Linked DNA regions of Homo sapiens: region 1 is linked to region 2. The links are chromatin loops, found by intact Hi-C in ENCODE. Cell type or tissue: endothelial cell of umbilical vein. All regions are shown on one strand. Each heading gives the region's core, and the rest is flanking DNA. Links, peaks and the distances in the headings are about the cores only. Region 1 has its middle 130 kb from the start of LINC02667. Region 2 has its middle 50 kb from the start of MGMT.

Region 1 (5,380 bases), core at 163-5,162, 380 kb before region 2:
TAGCAAGGCTGGTCTCGAACTCTTGACCTCGCGATTCGCCTGCCTCGGCCTCCAACTCTTGACCTCGTGATTCACCTGCCTAGGCCTCCCAAAGTGCTGGGATTATAGGCGTGAGCCACCGTGCTCAGTCTACTGTGAATCTTAATGCTAGCACCTGCTGCCAAGTCACTTGGCCTCTCCCGCTGTCACCTACCTCTTCTGTAAAATGGGTGAGTAATACAATCTACCTCACAGGGTGCTACAAGACAGTAGACAGAGCTCAGCCCATTGTGCAGCACACAGTAAGCACCCGACAAAAGAGAGTGGGTAACCCTGGCAGCTGCAACAACTGCACAGGTGATCGCAGCTAGTCCTCAGTTTCCCCATTTGTAGAATGGGTACTAAGGTGTCAACTCTGCAGAAGTTTCATGTGGAGAGAATAATGTACACAAGGAGCTTGGCACATAGTAGATGCTAAAATTATTTTGTCTATGAGCAGCAGGTCTATATATTTTATATCCCCAGAGAGCTTTGCTGAATGTAATAGACACTCCATAAACACTTGTTGATTTACTGAGAAAAGAATTCCTTGTACTAATTACATGCATTCACACTGATGCAAACTGACTCTACCTGTCCATTTAAAGAGAAAGAAACAAAGCATTAAGCTTCCTTCACGGCAAAGGAGCATCAAATCAACAAGCATCACATTGCAGAGCTCTGTCTGGCCAGGTCTTGGGATTCTCAATTGCACATTTGTGTATATGCTTCAGTCAGGAGGACTATTCAGTCTGCCTCACATCATTTTTAAAAGTTTGCAGGTTTTCAGGCTCCAAAAGTGTCATTATATTTGGAATGGAATTTTGCCTCCTCCACCAGTAATGTAATAAAATCTCTGAGTCTGAGAAAAAGTCAGGAAAGGTCAGATGTCAACCAGGTTAACATTAAAATTGTTAGAAAACAGGAACCGTAATTTGGGGATTGAAAAAGAGGCAGAATTCATGTTGTAAGTGCAAGTGATCTGGAAATAGATGTTTATCTTGGCCATTTTCAGGGAAGTGACATCATATCGTGTGTCTACTGGGATATTACTCCTGCATTTTTCAATCCAGATTTTGGCACTAAAGTTGGCAAAATTAGACCATTTTGTTAAACTGATCTTGGAGGCGTCCACCTCCCGAGCACATTACAACACACCTATGACATGACTCTAGAACAATGGGTGAAAAATGGGCCATAAAACAGGAATGGCCTGCTTCATGTAAAGTGGATTTTATAGTGCAGGTGTACCTGCATTTATCGATACTGTAAAGCAGCAAGATTGTGCCACCATAAAGCATAATATTTGTTTTAAAAAAGAGGAGGAGAAAAAGAAAATAACAGATCCGCCTATGAATTTAAAAATTACAATCAGAAAAAATGTAAGCCTGTGGGGCACTTTATAAAAAACATTTGTCATTTTATTATCTTAGATTGCGTACACTTTGTCAGAGGCTTTGTAAGATATGTGAAACAAAAAGGCAATTTGGGGGAAAAGAAGAAAAAAGGAAAAAGAAAAAAAAGCTTTGTTGAACTGAAAAAACAGTTTCCACACCTACTCAGGAAAAGCCACATCTTGAAGCATCTGAAACCCCCGACTGTGGCTGAAATATCCAACTGGTGGTGGGCTTGGGTGGTGGGAGAGTGGCTTGCCCCTTTCGGGTATGAATGGGAAAAGTCTGAATAGGAAGTCCTGCAGGAGTTTTTTATTGCCTATTTCCTTTCGGGAAGATGGCATTGTTTCTCTCTACAATGACTAGGGAAGGGGTGTAAGTAAGACGGGTTGACAGCATCCTTCAAAGCTCCTGCTGGCTGCAAGAGTGCATGGGTTGGTATTTTTTTCCTTGCAGAGCAGATCTTGGCTATTTATAAGTAAGATCACGCTGGTGCCTAAGTTTCCCTTCCCTAGAAAGGGTTCTTGGCATAATGTTTAGATTAAGAAAACGGTCTAAACACAATGCAAGAAGTATCTCCCCACCTGCAGCGCTCCGTGTTTAAAAGTCAAGCTCTTTTCCCTCCCATAGACAACAGCTCCAGAAATACCCCTCTGAGCAATCAGGACACTGAACAACCACCTGCCCAGCAAGCCAGGAAAGGGCAGCTTTGAACAGTTTCCTCTCCTTCTCCTTGACACATTCTTTGCCAAAAAAAAAAAAAAAAAAAAAAAAAAAAAAAACATTCTCCAATGTTAGTGGACTTGGACACAATGAATTTCATCTGAGGGGTTAAGAGAGGGCACGCATTTAGAGCGAGAATAAAACAAATGTTTAAAAAACCCATTATTGGTTGCATTTCAATCCCTGCTCTCCGTTCTTCCTCGGCGCCAAATGCCATCCGCATGCTTGGTGCAGATGTTGTCACAGCTGCCCGCTCACATTGCTGACAGGATGCAGTGTGGGCTCCACCACTCAGGATCCCAGGAGGGTGACCCAACGAGACATAAAGCAAGGACAACTGCAGCAGAGCCTCCAAACTGCTGCCAGGGGGAGTCTCTCTAAAATGCAAATCTGAGCACAGCACTCTCCTGCTGACAGCCCTGCCATGGCTCCCTATTGCTGCTCTCCAGGAAAACTTCCAAGATCCTTAACCTGACATAGAAGGGCCTGCTCAGTGTATCTCTGCTTGACTCTTAAGGCTTGCCTGTCTGTGCTCTCTTTCCTCCTCCCACCAACAATGGATACACTAGCTAGCCTTGCCATGCTGCTTATAGAGGCCTGAGCAAAACAAACTGCTCCAGGCCCACTGTTTCGAATGTTGCTCCCATCTTTTTGACCTGTCAAACTCCTCTTCATGCTTCAAAACCCTACCCAGCTTCTCCTCCTCTATGAAGCCTTCCATGATCCAACCATAGCCAGAGTTAATCCTTCTCTCCTTGTACAACATTTTCATCTAAACATAACTTCTTGCATGTTCTAGTTATTGCAGGTATCATACTATAGCCTACATGTGTGTCTACATGTATGCCCTTAGGGTCCCCCACTCCACTGGTAAGACAAAGCCTGAGTTTTATTTCACCTTTTATCTTCAGCACCTGACACAGTGTCTGGCACATATAATGTGGAGAAAAGAAAAGAAGGGAAAGAAAAAAGAGAGGAAGAAAAGACAGGGAAAAGAGAAAGGAAATGATAATCAACTGTGTCACTCCAGAGTAAAAGCACATCCAGGAAGCCAAGTCTGGAGCTACTGAATAATATTCTTGGTTGGATTTTTCTCCTTCCCCTGACCTGGAGTCTGTAGAAGATGAGAAGACTTTATATCCAAGAAACCAGTTTCATCTCAGGTACAAACACGCAAGTTCACTCTACTCCATGTAATGTGCATCCATTGAGCACCTATTACATTCAAGAACTAAAAATGTACCAACTTGTTCAGAAAAAGTTGTAAATAAAATAATAGGATTGAGCTTCTCAGTTCTATGAAAAAGCCACCGTCTCTTCTCTCATAATAGCACCTGTGAGGTTTTCTTGCTGCTGGAATGTAACATGACATCTGCATGTCACAAACACACAGAAGGATTGCATTTTTACCATGCCGTTATTTCCGTATTTTCTCCTATATATGTCCCCCCTCCATCTAACCATGTAACCTCAGATTTGCAGTGGACTACTGAAACAGTAAGTGTGTTATATAAATAACCAAACCATGGTGAAGGGGAATAGGACATGTTAAAATGTGTTTTTATTTAAAAACAAAAGATACAGTGATGTATGTAGCCATGTAAGGCTAGAGCATCACATTTGGCCAGTGTCATTACACCATAAAAAGGCTACCAAACTTTTGAAGCAGTAGGGATTTTCTGTATCTGGTCATTTTTCCTCTAGGGTGTGTGGTCATCAACATTTTTTAAAACACTTCCTAATTTGGAGTTGGCTTAGAAAAAGATCACAGTGTCTTAGAGATACTCCTAAATATGGGACATTTATATATGGGAGGCATACCTATATGGTTTTTAAAAAACCTCCATATAATCTCACCAGTAAGTGCCTAATCTCACACAAGTCACTCAACCTCTTTGTGCCTTTGATTAATCCTTGATTTTACTACCACAGAGCCGGATGGAAACTTAAAAAATTATTTATTTCTGTCCATCAAATGCATACTTATAAACCCCATAAGAACTTAGGATATTATAATTGAAATGCTAATAAACATAGTGGCAATAATCCAACCATAGAAACAGCGATAGGGAAAGAAAGGACAAAAGGCAGTGATTGACCACTGGCCCTTTCCTGAAACAGGAGCCCACCGTGGCTCTCGGAGTGGAACTGATGCTCCTGCAGCTCCCTCAAGACAGGTAAACAACGAGCTCCGGACCTGCCTCAAACCAATCAGGCAGTGGGTATTGGGGCCTCTGAGTCAAGGCCAATCAGGAGGCAGGTAGCATGCAGGGCACTGAATCGAAGGACCAATCAGTGCATAGGTAGCTCAGTGGGCCTGCCTTCAGGCCTGGGTACCGCATCCCCAGGCCCGCATGGCACACCCTCCTTCCTTTCCTCCATCCTTCCCTCCCTCCATCCACCCTTCCCTACTCCATCCACGGTACCCTCCCTCCATCCACCCTTCCCTCTCTCCTTCCTGGCTTCTGGATCTTGGACTCTGAAAGCCCATTTGGGAGAAGGAAGTCAAGCACTGGAGCACCTTAGGACCTTTCTTCCTTCAAAACACCTTCCACAGTTTTCGAAAGCAGGCTGTTTCTCTCTCCTGGGCATGGCTGGGCCTTTTCCGATCATGGGGATGGGAGAGCCACTCAACAATGGCGCTCAGAACCAAACCACGGCCGGGTCTCCTTCCTCAGGCAGCCGCCTTACCACTGAGTCAAAGACACCAGGAGGCCCCCCATTCAGCTGCTGGGGAAAATGGGAGGTAAAGGTATCGGTGCTGTTCTCGCGGAGTCTTTCTCAAGATTGACCTACTATAAAAAATGTTTATATTAAGGAACTCATTTCCACCCCAGTCCACACCCAGCAGACCTAGAAGGGCCGGTGACCTGAGCGAAAAGTATACGGCTGCCTCGCTAGAGATTCTTCAGTCCAAGAATAAAATTAGCTCTTTTGTTTCACTCACAACCCACAAGCGGAAAGAGCCAAAAAGCCCCCTTCCTCTCTCGCCCACCCCTTCCCTCCTCCCCTCCTTCTCTTCCACTCTCTCTCTCTCACACACGCGCACACACGCGCACGCACACGAACACACATGCACACACACGCGCGCACACCGCACACACAGAGGTGTGGTCTTGTTCTACTCCCACAGTTTATGTTCTCAGCAGCTCCAGCGTATCTCATGCCTGGAAATGTCTGAATCTCCTGCTGGCTCGGTGCTGTGACTTGGGGATTTTTTTTTTAAAGGTTCTTTTATTATAAGC
Region 2 (5,380 bases), core at 173-5,172:
ACTGTGTTCTGGAGAGGTGTCTCTGGGCTGGAAGGAAGGTTCATGCTGGGACTGTGTTCTGGAGAGGTGTCTCTGGGCTGGAAGGAAGGTTCATGCTGGGACTGTGTTCTGGAGAGGTGTCTCTGGGCTGGAAGGAAGGTTCATGCTGGGACTGTGTTCTGGAGAGGTGTCTTTGAGCTGAAAGGAAGGTTCCCCAGTTGGAATGAGAGCATGGGATTGGCAGCGTATTGACATGGTGTCTGGACTTAGTTGGAAAACCTAAAACACCCAGAGCCTAGGGCTTGGTTCAAGAGCCCACCCCAGTACCAGGAACTGTGGTTCTGGCCCAGTCATGGATAGACCAAAGTCTCCCTGCAAAAGGAGAACTTCTCATTCATTCTCTAATTCATTTGTTTTCAACACGGATGCATTCCGTAAGCAACTGGAAACCCCAGTACAAATAGTCCAACTTTAGACAGTAGGACGGAGTAGAAGACAGGGTTCTGCTGAAAAAAAAATAAATGCTTTTCTAAGGTTAACGCCGGGAAAAGTCCGGGGCCTCCCGAATTCCACTCCAGTGCTCTTTAGTCACCGGGCCACTTGCCTTGTCAAATGTGCGGCTGGGTTTCATCTCTGCACTGATGACAACGAAGGCCGTGGCAGCTATTAATCTTCACTATGGTCCTCATGAACTAGTTAAGCATGAAGGGTGACAGCCCTGAGCCCCAGGGGCCTTGACAACTGCGGGTCCTAGGGGCATTGTGATTCCGGGATCTCGAGAGGAAGAAATAACGTGCGCTAGTTTTGCTAGCCTCCTGGTCACTGGAAGCAGGATAGCCTGTCTCGGCTGTAAGGACTGGTCGTTAACTGTCAGGCACTGGCATTGTAGTCTTTGTCAACAATCCTAAGCAGATGCAGGGAGCACGATCTGCGAGTGAGGGGGGATTGGCAGCTGAAATGCAACCTCGTCATCAAGAGAATGTGGTGCACACCGATCGAAACTCGGCTGATTCTGCCAGCTCCAATGTCACTCACGCCCTTATTGACGGGTGCTTCTTCATTCCATCTGTTGAATGGAAGCCTTGGTTATTTTCATTCTGAAATTGCACAGGATGACACATCCCCTGTCTTTCTGTACATTTTAGTCAACGTGCCACTGTGGTGACATGCATCAATCAGGCATCTCGGGGCAGCATGCCCTCCAGTGCCAGCATTCCGTTCGGGGCAGCACCCGGCCCTGCCCAGCCTGCTCAACATTCCCACGGAGGTCCATGGAATTTTCAAGCAAGTGCATTATGAGTGGATGAATATCAAGTTGTGCTTCTCAGCTTTAAAAATGAAATTTACGAGTCCAGCCTAGGGATTTATTTCCCACCTCCTTAGCGCCCTCCCCTCCTTAAATGATAAGAAACAACTGGAACAAGACTCTGGGGTGTCATGCTGTCAAAAAAATTCTTAATGAAATTAAAACCCTCACACTCTGACTAATGCTATTTCTGGCTGTGGAGCTCGATGCTGTCGATGTGTGACTATCTCCACGTCTGCCGGCCTAGTGGCTCCACGTCTGAAGAGTTGCTGCATGTCAGCTATTTGCCCCAGGGAATATGGGTGGAATATTTTATACCTGAAGTGGCCTTATTTTCAGGCAATGGCATAGCATGAAACGCAACTCCACTGTGTGTGCAAGAAGAAATGCCGCTTGAAAAACACAGCAGAGAAACGGTGAGATACAGTCAGGGGGAAAATGCCCTTGGAAGAAAAAAGCATGTCCAATCCTCTACATTTCTAATTCTGAAATTTTGGAGAAGCCTCCCCAAAAACTGCAACCTCTTTCTCTGCCTTAAACAACCCTTTGTCGATCTGATGTGGGAAGACCTGCTGCCAGGGGAATGAATGCCATCATTCCGAAAACCGTGTATTCAGAGGGAGGTGGAAGGTCGCACAGCCACTAGCATTCATTAGGAGCTGAAGATGCCTCTCAACTCCTCTTCCCTTAAACAAAAAACGCATATTCAAAAGATGAAATGATGCTTTTTATAAATTCTTGTACATTGATTTCTAAATTTCTCTTATTATGCGTGTTAAGGTTTTTCTTTTAGGTAAGAATTTTCTCTACATCAAAAGCAAATAGTTTTTTTTTTTTAAAAAAAAAACGTATGATTTCTTTCAAAACATAAGCCTTCTTCCTATGCAAGTTTACCAAATTCCTTATCCCATACACAACACAAATGTCAAATCTAGTTCATTTAAAATGAAAACTCTCAGAGTGGAACTCATTGCCCAGTTTATCTGTTCCCCTTCTCTTCTCATGTCCCCAAATAGTACTAAAATGCTTGCGAGAGAGGCACTGGTGGCTTTTAGAACCTTCCCTTTATTTTCTGCTTAAATGTGTTTGTTAAATGTCACAGCGCCGAGAAGGTTCAGTGCTGGAGTTCAAGAACACTCCGAAATGTCTTATTAATTCTTCATAACGCATCGACAGGCAATGCTTAAAAACAAAGCCCCAAGAAGAAAGCTGTGGTGAGTCACGGGCTGCACGTGGCTTGTCCCCGCTTCGGCATCTGGAAGCCCACTTCTAAACAGGAAAGGCATTTTTAACCCTGGTTTGTTTGTTTTACAGTGTCCAACTATCTGAGTCACATTCCTGGCACTTGGCACTTTGTTTTAATTGAACACATACTATTAAACCCAAACTAAGGTTCTGAGTCTCTCAATTACCTGCAATTTTTGTCTTTCAAAGGAAAAAAAAAAGCCAAGGAGTCGCCGCTGCCCATATTTATTGGGAACCATCTGTTACACCTCTAATTAAAACCCACTTGTAATGAGCTTGTTAGTGCACAAAATGTGTCAGGTATCGGATATTATTCATGAAGCAGTTGTTTTGGTGGCTGAATGATGCCTTAAAATCCTATTAGTTTAACAAAGTAATGTATTAGTATTTTGACCCGATATACAAGAGACTTCAGAATGACCTGGCACTCAGCTTGTTTAATATTTTTTTCTCAAATATGTTGCTATTTCTACCTAATATATAGTCAGATGGCCTCTTATAATTGCAGTATCAAATCTTTGCCTCAATTTTCAACTGCAGGTGATTCCAAATGATTAAAGATGCACAACGGGGAATAAACAAAAATGCTTACATGCAATTATTTTTAATTAGTATTTGGCTATAAAGTGTATGGCTTCATAAAAAAGTCTGTTATTCACATAAACATCTGTTACCATACACACAAGGAAACACACTGTAAGTCTGTCATCACATCACCAAAACAGAAACACGGAGGGAGGCTGGCCAGGAAAGCCAGCACTTTGAGCTCTTCAACAAAAGATCTGAGTCTAACTAACTGCCAAAACAGACGCCAAGCCACACCTTTCAATTACCATCGCTCACAATCAAAGGAAGAGCGGTTACCCACGGAATTACACTCGAAAATGTTAAAATAGATGGAATTATTCTTTGAAAACAATAGAATCTCTGAGCACGAGACAATTTCGAATTCTTTTACTAATTTTGCACCCGTGCGCATAATCAGACAGTTTCCTGTTTGCACGCTGTCTGCTGGCTGCTAATTTTCCAGGTTCTCCGCACTCTTATTTTTGTTCGTTAATACATCCAAACTTTGTGAAATGCAGCGGCTTAAATCCCAAGTGCCGAATATTAGCCTTGTTTCACGAGAGCCTCCAGCAAGGGGAAAAAATATATATATATTTTAAGTGAGCGTGCCCCCACCACGCACAGGGAGAGAGATACAGGGAAATAAATTAATACTGCAGTAATTGATAGGTGGAGATAAGGCTGCTCTGTGGAATACTGAGAGGAAAATGAAGGGGAGGTGTGAGAATACTTTGCCCATGAATTACTGAATCAGTGGGAATTAGCCGGCTCCAGTCGGTGGAAGCTCTTGGAAGCGTAGGGCTCCAGGATTACCCCCAGAAACCCAAGTTAACACACTCTGTTCGCAGCCCAAAATCTGCAGCTTTTATTAAACGCACAATTCACGTGCCAAAAGAACTTATCTTCATTTGCATGAAAATGCTAACAATAATTTAATTGAATCACACAAATCAGCATCTATACTATTGCCACACTGGGTTGTCTGTGCTCAAATTAGGCAGAAATCATGACCCCTGGCTGTGGCCCCGGGGGATCAATAAGCAGTTGTTACCCTAACACCCCTCCCCGCCCCGCACCAGGCTCTGGCTTGCCCCTTACAAGGCGATGTTCATCCGCCTCACCAAGGCACGGCCCCCCTGAGGGAGGCTGTGTTGGAGATTCTCACCAGTCTGTCCTGACCATGTCAGGGAGGACACAGCCCAGGGCAGCGGGCAAGTGGACCAAAGGACCTCCGCATCGTGGCCTCAGTCTTTCTAACTGTTCAAACTCAGCTCTGACTCCCAAGATGGTCTTGGAGGGCCCAAGACGGAAGGCCAGTCCCCAGGAACACGGCACCCCTCCACACTGCCCACACACTGCCAGCCTGCATCAAGCACCCTCATCTCCCAGAAACAGGCCCATCTGGGAGGCTGGTGTTAACCTGCAGCCAAGACGCCTTTAAACCCGGCCGCCTGGCAGGCAAAAGCCCAGGTTCACTCAAGGGCAAGCAGCACAATCATTAGCAGCCCCGTGTAATTTAAAAACATAACCAGGAACAACTGAAAGGAAGAAATATACTGTGGGACTAAATCTATTGATCAAGAGCCCCCCAAAGACAGGCCGTAAATAAAATGGCACAATGACCAGAAAAGGCCGGTTTTACATTAAGAAGCAGCAAATTCATTGCCGGGGTGAGCCTGGGAGCCAGGCCCGTGCGCCGGCTGCGTCCTCCCAGGCAGGAAGGTGAAAGATGACCCATTCCTCACGCGGAAGGCGCGCTGGGCTACAGCCAGGCTGCCCTTTGCTAAGCGCGCATCCCTCACGCGAGGAATCCTCATTTTTCAATCATGCCCGCGTTTCAGCCGTCTTCCCCTTGACGTCACTCCTTCGGCATCGTCTCTCCGTCGAAGAGATACTTTTAACCATTCAGTGCCCTGACCCTGGACTCCCTGCTGGGCTTGTGCCCAGAGCCCAAGGAAGGCCGCCTCCCCCTTCGCAGGATGCTCTAGCGCACTCGCAAAGCCCAGGGCCACCTCCCCACCATCTCCTGATGGAGACAAGGTGGCCTGGCAGGTGACGGACAGCACATCACTTGCCACCCCAGGGTCAGCTGTGCTACCTGGGACCTCTGTCCCTTGCTTATTTTGGCAACAGAATCACAAAATCTTTGTTGGTTGAGGGGCGAAACTGGATGGAATTTTGAAAATCAAAGTTGCTATTCATATGTAGAATGTGTGGAAAATGAAACAACAAATATGAATGCCCAAGATTAATCTGAGAAAAATCCTAGGATAGCATGGGGCC

What was found. A loop is a pair of places that touch in the nucleus more often than their neighbours do. Peaks named below come from ENCODE experiments on the same cell type or tissue, not always from the same donor. Only the 100,000 strongest peaks of a DNase experiment are listed, where the experiment ranks them.
Region 1: it touches region 2 in a loop (8-fold over the local background); 4 of 110 quality-filtered maps call a loop at or near these places.

What each region holds. Positions count from the first base shown.
Region 1 is chr10:129,037,741-129,043,120 of GRCh38, forward strand. No RefSeq gene overlaps it. Among named protein-coding and RNA genes, the nearest start is that of LINC02667, 130 kb to the left of the region's middle. In endothelial cell of umbilical vein, for the core only: no CTCF peak of the experiment used is centred there; DNase peaks (open chromatin) are centred at 1,051, 1,891 and 2,081; H3K27ac peaks cover 1,695 bases.
Region 2 is chr10:129,414,781-129,420,160 of GRCh38, forward strand. No RefSeq gene overlaps it. Among named protein-coding and RNA genes, the nearest start is that of MGMT, 50 kb to the right of the region's middle. RefSeq lists an enhancer at 4,599-5,380. In endothelial cell of umbilical vein, for the core only: no CTCF peak of the experiment used is centred there; DNase peaks (open chromatin) are centred at 2,541 and 3,271; H3K27ac peaks cover 1,941 bases.